2 separate regions of the Homo sapiens genome follow, and region 2 is linked to region 1. A link is a contact called in ENCODE Hi-C or POLR2A ChIA-PET data. All regions are on one chromosome and are shown on one strand. Each heading gives the region's core, a stretch centred on a gene start or an enhancer-like site at or near the end of the contact. The rest is flanking DNA. Distances are from core to core; before and after follow the strand shown. Region 1 holds the start of EFHD2-AS1 (EFHD2 antisense RNA 1). Region 2 overlaps KAZN (kazrin, periplakin interacting protein).

Region 1 (6,378 bases), core at 1,131-3,630:
AAGGAGGGCTCTAACCCTGCGTCCTGTCACTAGGGCCCAAAGCAAAGGGTTGTCGACAACCTGGCAGACCTGGAAGCTCCGCTGGTGGTTAAGTGGAGGCAGCCAGTGGGCACTGTGGAGCTGCCTCTGAGCCAGCCGCAATGACCACTGCCAGGGCCCTATGAGGGGCCCAGGAGAGGGTGTATGCTGAGCTGGGGATGGCGGTGACAGTCATTTAGTAACGACTTGCTCTGTGCCAAGCACTGGGCTAAGCGCCATACAACAACCCTGTAACGTGGGTCCCCCTGTCCCCGCTGTTCCAGCGTGAGGAACAGAAGCTCAGAAGGGCTCCACAGCCCACAGCTGTATTCAAACCCAGGGCTGCAGACTCCAGAGGCCCTGCTGACTGCGTCCAGGAAGGGCTCCTGGGAGAGGTGTGTCCCCTGGAGGTGGAGGTGTGGAGAAGAGGGCGGGAGGCTTCCAGAGCTTGTGCAGGGAAGAGCTGGCCAGAAGGAAAGGAAAGCCTGCCTCTCTGACGTAAGGTGTCCTGAGATGAAGTGGCTGGGGATGACAGTGGGGACAGGGCCTGCAAGGCTGTGCTAGGCGGGAGACAGGGATCTAGGGCATCGTCCTCAGATTCCACGGCAGGTTCAGAATTACACGGCTGCCTACCTTTCCAGCAGGTCTCAACTTACAAAACCCTCCAGAGCCCCCGCTAGGCTGTTGTCAGCCCAGGGGTGGGCACTCCCGAGGCTCTCCAGGGCCATTCTCTTTGCCTCTCTGACAGGAGGGTTCCAGAGCCAGCCCTGGAGGAGCAAAGAGAGGGAGGGAGCAGCTGGGGGATCAGAGATGCTGGACGTAGCCTGAGGCCGCACGGAGACGGGGATGGAGAGTCCTGGCTGCGAGGGCCAGGGAGACGCAGAGCCTCCTTGTGCCTGGCACTGGCCCAGAACTCTAAGTGTGTCATGTCCTCGGAGCCCCACCCTGAGACACCGGGACCACTCTCCTCATCATACAAGGTTTCAGCCTCACTGAGAACCTCTCCGTAACCCCGAGCAAGTCACCGCCACATCTTTCTGGGTCTTGGTTCCCTCTTCTGTCAAATGGGGAGAGGGGTTGGAGTCAACCCTTCAGGTCTCTCTCAGGAGGAACCTGAATGACTCTAGGTGTGAGACCAGTGATGGCTGACAGTCTGTCTATCTTCCCCCATCCCCTCTCTTCCCCCTCGATCTCCAGCCTCAGGAAGTACCTGCTGAATCAACACGGAGGGGTGGACCAGAAGGCCCTGGAAGGCAGTTCCAATATCCAGAAGGGCTCAGGACCCCTCAGACATACGCAGGTCAGGGCTGAAGGACCTTTGGGGGTCATGAGGGATAGCCTGCCCCTTTTACAGGTGGGTAGACTGAGGCCCAGGGAGGACAAGCAGACTAGGATGGAAGCCCAGGTTCCTCGCTCCTGGCCCCCAAGGAAAGGCTGGCTCCCATTCTCCTGCTGACCTCATGGTCTCCTGCCTCCTGCTCTAGTGACTGGCTTCCCAGGAGGGCAGGCTCCCCTCCTCTCTGCCCTCTGCTCTCCCCAGAGCCCTGGCTCTGATGCCCTGGCTTTGATCCTAGGACCCTGCTTGGACCCAGGAGGCTGCAGCCCCACTCGGACAGCGGAAGCAGAACGGGGGTTTGTCTTCCACGAGAGCCCGTCTGTTGGCGGCGGGGTTGGGCTCGGTTGGCACAGTGAAGCGTTGTTTCCTTGAATACACAATCTGCAGCTTTCCACCCTCACCCGGGCCCTGGCAGGCAGCACTTGCTTCCCTAGAGGTCCAGCTTCCTGGCCCCTGCCTGCCCCATCAGCCCTCCTAGAACCCTGGCAAGAAGTGCAGGTGCCAAGGGGTAGCTTGGAGGGGTCCAGCTCCCCTCAGTCGCCCTCAGAGTACCTCTCATCAAACTAGACCAGAAACAGCCTATGTAAAAAAAAGTGAGTTTGCTGCGCAAATGAAGCTTCCAGACTGTTCCCTCAGCTGCATGCCACTTCCAACCACACTGCAGCCTCCCAAGTCCCGCTCATTTGAAGTGTCTGGGTTCTCCCAGAACAGCTCCATCTTTGTTTTGGTGGCCAGTGGCAGGGAAGCTGTGGAAGCCCAGGAGAAGGCAGGCTCTGGGGGAAAGGAGAGACGGGGGCTGGGGTTGGGGACATGAATGGACAATCCGCCACGAACACGGAAGCGGGTGTTGGAGAAGGTTTTCCAACATGAAAGTAGATGTCTGTGATGGGAAACCCGGAAGGGGAAGAGCCCGGGATTTGGAGTCACAGACCTGGGTTTCAGTCCTGGCTCTATCATTTTCTAGCTGTGTGGTCTTGGCGAGTTATTTAACACCCTTTGTCTGCACAAAGGTGACGAAGAGCTCTGTGTCACAGGGCTGTTTGAGGGACCTGGTGAGCGCCTCAGCACTATCAGCACAGGGATCTCCGTGGTGTCTGAATCAGCTCTGCACTGCCCGATGGGGGCAGTGACAGACAGTGATCCATACCCACCCCTGCGTCTGCCCACCCAGGAGCATTCACGTTACTCTTCCAGGAATCCTGGAAATCCTGCTCTCCCAATCTCGCCAGTCTTCTGCTGGGAAGAAACTTTAGAAGAACTCCAACCAAACACCGTGGAGCCAAGGACGTGGGCGCCCTGGGACTTTCTTGAAGAGGTTCTGGGCCCTGGGACTTTCTCAAAGAGGTTCAGAGGGGCCGGGGGTCAAGGACTTGATTTTCCCCCAGAAGGACCTTGGGAAAGTATGGGACTCCTCAGCCACCCGCAACTGGGAACCAGAAATCCTTCCCCCTGCCTTGGGGCCAAATGCAGAAGCTGCTGCAAGCTGTGGTGAGTAGGGTCAGAGCCTTTCTCAAACAGTGCAGTTGCAAAACGCCCCTTCCTGGGCTTCCGGCTTGATGTTGGGGCACTGACAGCTGCATGTGGCTGAGGCTGACACCCCTGGTCTGCCCCCACCTCCTGCCCAGCCAAGCGGGAGCCGGCCTTGCCGCATCCCTCCCTCAGCCCTGGGCTGCCTGTGCCAGGTGGGGCTAGACCTCCTGGCTCACCCCCAAGACTCAGCCTCAGGCCAGTTCTATCCCCTTCCAGAACCACTCCAGACCAGCACCCAGATCGTGGAACGAGGCTGTTCCCTCTCCAGGAGCCAGGGGCAGGGGGACAGGGAACAGGAGGTGGGGAAAGCTACCAAAGGGAGGGGCACTGGCACCTTCCCCATCCCCTGGGCACACACATGGCTGGGAGAGAGTGGCTGTGCATCTTAGACCCAACAGAGTGGGACCCAGGGATGGGCCGGAGGGAGCTGGGCCCTCTCTCCCTAGCCCCTCCACAGAGACATTAAGATTGTTTTTGTGGGGGGACAGGGGGATGAGCCCACACGCCTGGGGGTGCCCATCCACCCTGGTGAGGGCACACAGTGTGGATCTGATGGAATAAAGGGTAGGGGTGGGGGTAACAGGGCAAGTCACATAGGAAGGGGCCCCTTTTGACCAGGGTGGGTGTGGGACATGGGGGGTCCCTGTGGGGAGGGAAGGGGATATACGGAGTGGGGAGGAGAGATGGGGGGCCTTGCGACAGAAGCAGGGGAGCGGTGACTGCAAGCTGCTGGGTGCACGGGGGTGGGGCGGGCAGGAGCGGGAGGGAGGCCTTCCAAACCCGGAGGGGACTCGGCCCACAGGGACGACTGGAGTGAGGTTTACACCAGAGGGGCAACAGGGGCCGAGGGGTCCCTTCCTAAGGAGACCACTTGTGAGTGAAGGATTTGGGTCCTGGCTAATGAGTGGGTGGGGATGGAAAGGGCAAGTCTTTGCCCCCAGTTTGCTGGTAGACGCTAAGTAACTGGAGAGGAAGTTGGGGGGATCCCTGCCCAGAACCCACCTTGAGGGAGACCTGAGATCGCAGAGGAAACGAAAAGACCTTAAGGGAGGGAATGTGGTTGGCATGTGGTGTCGAGGGGCACTGGGGTGGGTATCTTTGGCCAGCGTGTGTTGGGGTGGGGGTGGGGAACGCGAGTAGCTGGGATCGGGGAAGGAAGGCCGCTGGGTCCTCAGCCTCGGTGTGTGCGGTGTGGGGTGGTGGAGAAGCCCCACTAACAGCGCGGAGGGCCCGGGACCCACACGTGTGGTGGTGGGGGTGGGGCTCGCGGGGCCTGGCGATTATCTGGAAGGAAGCCTGGGGTCCCCCACTCTGTGGACGCGTCTATGGTGTACCGGAGGCAGCACAAATACGAGTCTCCGCCGCGTGCCAGGGGCCGGGGGTCCCCCAGACTAACGTGCGCGGTGAGATGCCGGGTCTCGATCTGGAAGGGGCCGCCGGGTCCCCAACCCCGGTGCGTCTGGGTTCGGGGAAGCTTGGCTGACGGCAGGCTCCCGGGGCGGAGCGGGATCCGGGGATCGGGGGGTTCGGGGCCCGAGACCGGGTCGCGGGGCGGGCGGGGGGCCGGGTCGCGCGGGCACTTACTGCTTGAACATCTTCTCCATGTCCTTGATCTGCTTCCTGGAGAACTCCTTGAACTCGGTGTAGGGGTTGAAGACGCGGCGGCTGGGCGACTGGGGCTCGCCGATGCCCTGGTTGAGGTCTGCGCGCCGCAGCAGCTTGGCGCTCAGCTCGCAGTCCGCGCTGCCCAGCGCCTCGGCCGCCTCGTCGGGTGCCCCCGCCGCCGCCGCCGCTGCCCCGTTCAGCCCGGGCTGCTCCGGGGTCTCGCCGCCGCCCTCGCCCTCCATCTGCAGCCGCCGGCTCAGCTTGGTGGCCAGCTCGTCCGTGGCCATGGTGGCCCGCGCGGCACTCGCCTTGGCCGGGCCCCTGCTCTCAGCGCAGCGCCGCCGGCCGCGCTCTTCCTCTTCCTGACACTCCCCGGGCCAGGCACCGCCCCCGAAGGTGGGACTTGGGCCCTGGCGGGGACCGCGCGCCCCGCCCCCGCCCCCGGGCCCGCGCGGCGTGCGCGTGATCGCTCCCGGCCGCCGGGGGTCGAGTGTACTCTGCGCGCCCCGCCCGCCGTCGTCTGCCCCCCGCGAGGCTGGGGAGCGCGGCCGAAAGCCATGCCCCTCTTCGTGCCCACTGTAGCAGCTGAGCGGGAGGGGTCCTGCTGGGGGCCGGGGCCGGGCGGGAAAGAAGAGGGCTCCTCCCCCGCGGCTTGGGTGAGGAGCGGGGCTTGCCGGGGGGCGGGGAAGCGAGGGGGGGCGCCGCCCCACCCCCTTCTCCGGAATCCCCACGCCGTGAAGTCATAATCCTGTGTCTGTGACACCCTGTCGGTTGCTATGGAAACGACTCGCTGTTAAACACTGGCGTTCTCAATGAGGGTTGCAGGGGTTCCGAGGCGGACCTGGGGAGCAGAAACCCCTGTTTAGGGTGAACCGTGGCGGGCGCCGATGGCCTCTTGGAAGAGGACAGACTAGCAGCTGCGAGGGAGATGGGACTGGGTTTCACCCCTGAAAGGGCCCCTGGAGACAGCGGGTGAGGGACAGGGGAAGGGGCTGGTGGTCCTCTCTCCCGAGGCCCCGCACCATCACACGGATGACTTGGCACAATAGCTGCTGGGCCAGTGTTGTCGCCTGTGACTGTACTTTAGGGAAACTGACAGGGAGATCATGATGTCGCCATTTTGATGGGGTCCCCAGAGGAGAGATGTCCTCCCCAACGGCTCCTGGACAGGACTGGGGAAAGAGTTCAGATAAGTATCTCTGTGGTCTGGGCTGTCACCTTACAACTGCACAACTCTGGACCTCCAGCATCAGAACCACTGGGGCCTAGGTTAATAATACAGATTTTCAGGCTCCAATTTGGACAGACGAAACTGATCTCTGGGGTGGGACCCAGGAATCTACGTGTAAACAAGCACCCAGGGGAGTTCTGCTCACTGAAATTTGAGAATCCCTGATTTAGAAGGAGGACTATGCTCTGTGCATGTTCTCTGAAATGTTGGGTCAATCAGGACCTGTCTACTGAAACTGCTCCAACCAGCCAAGGTGCAGAGAAAAGATGCGTGCAGGGCCGAAAACCAGGGTGCTCTGGAGGCAGGGAGCCCTCGAGAATGTAAAGCCAGCAAGCTGTTACAGAGTGATTTGCACAGAACAGACACTCAGTTGATATTTGTCAATTTGCTGTGTTTAAGAACCTTGCTGAATTAATTTAAAAGGTATTTTTAAAAGAATGAAATTGAGGAAAAAACCTTCAAGGTTCAGAAAATGTGAAGTTCTCATTTACTTGTTTATGAAATTGTTTTTGAGTCCAATAAAGATGCTCAGCTAAAATGGTTTTTTTGTTTTAAATCTCAGAATTAAGTTTCTCTTAGTTTTGGGCAGTTCGGTCCAGCTACTTGCAAAAGACAGGCTTCCATATCTCCTGTATGCAGCCCTGAAGGACCCAACAGA
Region 2 (6,378 bases), core at 2,358-4,857, 400 kb after region 1:
GGGTCTAAATACAAATGGAAGAGAGTAAGGTCTATGCTTTTGTTCATTCTCTCATTCATCCGGGCAAACTTTATCACCGGCTTTAAGTTTGGTGACTTGGCACCCTGCTAGCACAGAAACAAAAACACTTCAAGTCTTTAGCAGTAATCAATGCAATAAGTAGGTAACACAGGCCATGAGAATATGAGTATTTGGGGTTGGGGGAGGGGGAGTCAGAGAGAGAGCATGAGCTGGCTGGATCCCTGGAAAGTCCTCTGGGAAGAGGGCCTCTCCCAAATTTCTGAGAAATGGGCAGAAGTGCAAACAACCACCTCTCAAGGCTGCACGTTCTGGTGACTGGCATCCTGTGCCTTCGGAGCTGGGATCTTGCCAGACCCCTGAGCATTTTGGAAGCAAAAGAGGGGACAGCTTATTCAATCCAGCCAGGAGCCCTGGGATTTAGAGATAACAAGAGCATATGATCACTTTACCTCTGCCCTTGCTTTTGGGTGCAGCACCTGGGCTCTTACCCTAACTGGCTACATAAGCAGGGTAGGTCCCAGCCTCTGGGGCTCAGTCTTCTCATTAGCAAAGTAGGAATCAAACTCCGATCTGCCTCCAAAGACTGAGCCAGTGGGTGTACTCTGTTTATTAACACGTTAATATCTACATTTTCTTAACACCCTTGGCTATCTTGGTGAACACATCATTTGGGTTATCTGACTTTTCTAAATAGTTGAGCCTATTTAAGCATGAAACTCAATAAATGTATTGCTTGAACCATTTCCTGATGATGGAAGCTTTTAAAATGGAGTAATGAAAGTGGAGGCAGTAACTCATTATTCTGACTGGTAAATAAAGGGAGAAATGTTAATTACCCAGCTTTCGTTTTTGAATTCTACCAGTGGGTAAGCAAACAGTAGATGATGGAGGGGTCTGTTTATGGAAGGGTTCTAGCTACTCCATGAAAAAGGAGTGAGAGAAGAGAACACTGCCACTCTGCTACTTCTGCTGAATGTCTGGATTCAGGTGTCACAGGTCCTGGGCTGCCAATATCACAAAAGCAAGACGGGCCGGGAGTGGTGGCTCACGCCTGTAATCCAGCACTTTGGGAGGCCAAGGTGGGTGATCACGAGGTCAGGCGATTGAGACCATCCTGGCTAACATGGTGAAACCCCGTCTCTACTAAAAAATACAAAAAAATTAGCTGGGCATGGTGGCGGGCGCCTGTAGTCCCAGCTACTGGGGAGGCTGAGGCAGGAGAATGGCGGGAACCTGGGAGGCGGAGCTTGCAGTGAACCGAGATTGCGCCACTGCACTCCAGCCTGAGCAGCAGAGCGAGACTCCGTCTCAAAAAAAAAAAAAAAAAAAAAAGCAAGACAACCAGATGGCACGTGCCCCTGGAGAGGAGGACCCAACATCTCCTTTGAAGGAGTCTTTCAAAAAAATCAGTAAAGAAATGAGTCTGAATCTGATCAAGCCTTTAGATGAACTATCAATTTACAGGAAATTCAAAGGACAGAGGAACATGTTAAGGACACCATGGGGATGCAATTAGCAAACTCCAGACCCTGGAAAACCTACCAGACAAACAACATGTTTCCTTCAACAAATAATTAGCAAGGATAATAAAAAAAGAAAGGAAGAAGAGCTTCTAGATTTAAAAAGACTTAAAAAGATATTAAAACTAATCACACTGTGTGGATATTTGGATCCTGATTCCAACAAGGTACAGAATTTATGAGTCAATAGGAAATTTGAGTAATAACAGTATCTGATCATTTTTTCAAGTGAGATGATAGTTTGGAGGTTATGTTTCTTAAAAAGAGTCCTTATCTTTTATAGATACATATTACAATATTTGTAGATGACATGATGCATCTTGGATTTGCTTCAAAATATTATGGGGAGGAACGAGCGGAGGGTGAGACAGAATTGGCCATGGGTTGATGAATGTTTGGGGTCAGGTAATAGGTAAATGGGATTAATTTCATTATTCTATTCACTTCTGTATGTAACAAAAATGTTCCATAATAAAAAATGCCACCAAGGCTAGCAGAAGACATTTTATGCCTCTGCCCAGTGGTCCAAATGGTGGAGCTTGAGTCTTGGCCAAGTTCTGTAGCCTTGTCCTCGCTCTCTTCCTTTGCTATGGAGCTGACAGCTGTCCCGTCTGCATGGGTGCTCAAAGCAGCCTCTCCCAACACATCTCTCAACTGCTGTGGGCTTAGCAAGAGGACTGGGCTCATTGCAGCTGTGGAAGCACGTTTCCCCAGCCTGAGCAAGGGGTGCCATGTGTGCAAAGGTGCTTGGCGTTGTGACTCTGGGTCTGCCTGTTCCCAGGCAACCCTCCTGGCCTTCCTGGTGCTCAGCGTGCTCTGGGAGCTGGGATGGCGCTTACCTGAGTTCTCCATAAGCACACTGTCACATGGCGCCCTCCCTCTCTTCTGTCGGGATTCTGGGTGCGGGAGGGGAATGTGACTGCTGCTTCTGTGAACAGGCACAGTCTCCTCAAGGCACATTATCCCAGGCTCTAACCCTGGGCGTGCTTTAAAAATCTTCCTGTCTTTGCAGGACGTGCCCAGGATGCCACCTGGGGAGTCAGTGCCCGGGCAGTAGGCTGCCCGAATTTCCTGGTGCCCTTGGGCCCCCTGGGTAGGGCTAGCTAAGGCTGGAGGGAAGGGGGCTGCTGGCTCACCCCAGCGGGCGGGCTCGTGTGCAAAACTGCCAACTCAGCACACGGGCTTTATTTACTTCTGCAAGAGAGAAAAGTATGTGACCTCTTAAGGAAACCAAAGTGAAGAATTTCCTGCCTGATTGTCCAGGGGGGAATAACAGGAACTGAGCTACTTACAGCCCAAACAAACAGCACTAAGTGATGAGGATGCAGGAGAGGCCTTGAGGACTGTGGCTGGCAGGGGAATGGGACCTCAGCCTTGCCGCTCCTCTTATGACTTTGCCGCCTCTGCCCAGGGCTCCTGGGCCCACAGGGACCATTGAGAAACCTGGGCTGACTCTCAGGATAGTAACAGTGCCTTACACAGACCTTGAACTTGGAAGGCAGACGGGACAAGCTAGAAAGAGCCTTAGACTTAGAGCCAGATACCAGGGCTAGAAGCCCTGTGGCACCTGTGCAGGTCACATAACCTCTGGCCTTTGAACCTGCCTGTTCCAGAGGGGTTTAAAGGGTCACATGAAATGACCTCTGCGAAGAGCTCTGCAAACAGTGAAGTGCTCTGGAAACCCGGCAGGGCATTCCCGGTCCTCATCATAGCTGTCTCACTCACCTCACACAACCTACTGAGTACCAGTGTTCCCATCTGATGAATGAGAAAGTAAGGCTCAGAGGGGTTAAATGACTTGCCTTGGTCAGCCTGCCAGTGAGCAGCAAGGCCGACTACTCTCAGGCTCGCCTGAGACCTGCAGAGTCCAGCAGGATCCACTGTAACACCTGCCACTTCTGGCCACTCATCCACTTGGGAAAACTCTTTCCTCCACGACTCTGGCAGCCTGGGCTTCAGACTTACAGCCGAGGCCTGGACTCCGAGGTGGTGCCGTCTGGATGGGTGAGGTGTGGCCCAAGCGCTGGGCTCATGGAGATAAGCTTCGGGCTGAGCTTCCAGGGGGAGCAGCTACCCACTTCCGCAGGCCACGAGTTCAAGACAAACAAGGCCTCCAGGAGCCTCAGCAGGCCTCAAGGCCAAAACAGTTATTTCATTTAAAAGGGAAGGAAGAAGGAGGTGATTTTTCTGCTCCAGAACTTGGCAAGAGACTCCGCAGCTGACCAGTCCCACTCGCAGGGGCCGCCTCTGTGCCAAGGCTGGGTGACGGCACGGCTCCCTTCCTGTGCTGATGGGGGCTCAAGGCTTTTGCACATGGGAGATGCTATGAACTGATAACTCTATCAGGAAAAAACTCCTTATGCAAATCAAAGCCGAGAAGTGAAATGGGCGGTGGCATTCAGGTTTGTTAGCAAGCAGGCATATGCTGGAAATGAGGAGTGCGCTGTTCCCAGTCTCCTCCGCTGTGGAGATACCCACTTTGCCGGGCCTGCTAATCATCTGTTATGGAGGCGGGCAGGTGAGCTACCTGCCCGGCAGAGCAGAAACCAGGAAGGGAAGGAAGGGGAGGGCTCCCACTACCCAACGGGTCGGCTGGCCAAGCCCACCTTGCGTCCCACCAGAGCTCGGCCCGAGCCTCCCACCTGGGACCTCCTCCTGCTCCCTGGGTCCAGATGTGGCCAGCCTGGGAAACAGAGAGGCCTGAGAGAGCCCTGGGCTCAAATCACACCCTCCACACCTCCCAGCCTAGTGCAGTGTGCCAAACTGGGGACCGTAATGTCTGCACCTCAAAGGTAGTGGCAACATTACATTCCTAGCTCATGAAAAACCCTCGCCAGATTTGGAGTGCCCGTTCTGGGTTCCAATCCTGCCTCTGCAGCTCACTGGTGATAAATGGGGTTAATCATACCCATAATATTCCAGCCCCTCACCTAGTGCTCTGGTTCCCGAGGACTGCCCAGCCTCCCAACATGCTGACTCTCAGAGTTGTTGCCAAAGGTTACATGAGTGTCTGTCCAGTTCCCAGCAGGGGCTTGGCCCCTTGAAGGTACTGAGTAAATACAGCTGTGATTGGTATTATGAGTATCATCAATCAATCCTTCCCTGGAATTTTCTGTTTTTCTTTTTTTTTTTTTTTTTTTTTGAGACGGAGTCTTGCTCTGTCACCCAGGCTGGAGTGCAGTGGCGCGATCTCAGCTCACTGCAAGCTCCGCCTCCCAGGTTCACACTATTCTCCTGCCTCAGCCTCCCGAGTAGCTGGGACTACAGGTGCCCGCCACCATGCCCGGCTAGTTTTTTTGTATTTTTAGTAGAGACGGGGTTTCACCATGTTAGCCAGGATGGTCTCGATCTTCTGACCTCGTGATCCGCCTGCCTCGGCCTCCCAAAGTGCTGGGATTACAGGCGTGAGCCACCGCGCCCAGCCCCTTCCCTGGAACTTTCTAAAATGGCAATCCTTGGCGCATCCCACCCTTCTTCCTGGCTTTATTTTTCTCCTTAGCACTTAGCACCAACTACCAGATCATACATTTTACTTATTTCTCTGGTTTATTATCTGTTTTGTCAACTGCTGTATCCCTGGCACCTAGGACAGTGTCTGGAACATAGTAGGTATTCAGTAAATATGTGCGGCATGAATGAGTGATTGATCACCTGCTTCCGCTCTGACACGTGGGCCTCAGCCCTGTGGATGGGATAAAATATGATGACGGGAAAGATAGGAGAAAGACCCTGCCTTTTCCCGGCTCGCTGTCAGGAGGGACCAGCCCGGCCCGGGCTTTTCTTGCTCCCATCCAGTCCAATCCAATTAGAACTTCACAAGCTGCTGCTGCATGCAAGGTAGCTGCTAGGTGACCACCAAACCTCTGCAGGTAGGAGAGGGCTCCTCTCTTCCCTAAGCCTAGCAAAGATTTAGCTCAAACCTCCCCTGGCCCAGAGGCCTGGGTCATCTACCTCTAGTCTTACTCCTGGCCATGAGAATCCTCCTTTGCTTCAACAAGATACTGGATGCAAAAGTGTTTTGTAAATGCTAAAGGGCTTGGCCTTTGGTTTTTATGTTTGCTGGTGCCCCTGGGCTGGCCAGTGAGTGGGTTTGGCAGAATACCCCAGAACCCCAGGTCTCATGGGGGTGGGAACTGTCTCTGACACAGCTCACAGTCCCAGGGTTCAAGGCTCAGATCCAGCTGAGTTCTGATCTTCAAGTTTCCAGCCATCCTAAGAGCTGCCTGCACATCTGCCCAGGGCCCAGTGTCGCGGTAAGGCACACGGGAAACAAAACTGTTAAGTGCCACTGCGGCCCGCTGAGATGTCTGTCCCATCACAAAGGAAACAATACAGGAGGCAGTGGTTTCCTTGCTGCTGAGATGCCAACACTAATGCCCTTTAGGTTAAAACAATTTTTTTTTTTTTGGAGACGGAGTTGTATCGCTCTGCCATGCAGGCTGGAGTGCAGTGGCACGATCTCACCTCCCTGCCACCTCTGCTTCCCAGGTTCAAGCGATCTTCCTGCCTCAGCCTCCCAAGTAGCTCAGATTATAAGCGTGTGCCACTATGTCTAGTTATTTTTAAAATATTTTTAGTAGAGATGGGGTTTTGCCACATTGGCCAGGCTGGTTTCGCATCCCTGACCTCAAGCGATCCACCTGCCTCAGCCTCCCAAAGTGCTGGGATGATAGGTGTGAGCCACCGCACCCGGCCCCCTTTAGGTTAAAATTTAAACTCAGAAAAACAAAACAAAACAAAACAGGAAGGGGTGGGCACAATTCTGGCTAACCTGGAGCCCAGGGAAAATGGGACAGAGTTGGCAGGGTCAGTCTCGGGGAGGTGTGGAGCAGGGTGC

Evidence for each region. A loop is a pair of places that touch in the nucleus more often than their neighbours do. ChIA-PET counts read pairs that join two places held with the same protein, here RNA polymerase II (POLR2A).
Region 2: a map of endothelial cell of umbilical vein shows a loop between it and region 1 (2.7-fold over the local background). The contact joins the enhancer-like site here to the promoter of EFHD2-AS1 in region 1. A Hi-C loop is called at or near these places in 1 of 168 maps with a recorded cell type or tissue (endothelial cell of umbilical vein). POLR2A ChIA-PET finds 5 or more read pairs at or near these places in 1 of 52 experiments (activated CD4-positive, alpha-beta T cell).

What each region holds. Positions count from the first base shown.
Region 1 is chr1:15,408,370-15,414,747 of GRCh38, reverse strand. EFHD2-AS1 (EFHD2 antisense RNA 1) reads left to right here and starts at 2,380. Exons shown (of 4, transcript NR_183705.1): 1 at 2,380-2,842. EFHD2 (EF-hand domain family member D2) reads right to left here and starts at 4,860. Exons shown (of 4, transcript NM_024329.6): 1 at 4,469-4,860. The coding sequence starts at 4,776. RefSeq lists silencers at 2,949-2,998, 4,613-5,212 and an enhancer at 4,238-5,100.
Region 2 is chr1:15,005,362-15,011,739 of GRCh38, reverse strand. The region is part of intron 2 of KAZN (kazrin, periplakin interacting protein); the gene reads right to left. Among named protein-coding and RNA genes, the nearest start is that of TMEM51-AS1, 140 kb to the left of the region's middle. Within about 2 kb of position 3,607, at least 5 of the 41 ENCODE cell types and tissues checked have a DNase peak (open chromatin) inside an H3K27ac peak, as active enhancers do; they include endothelial cell of umbilical vein, where a contact is called at or near this core.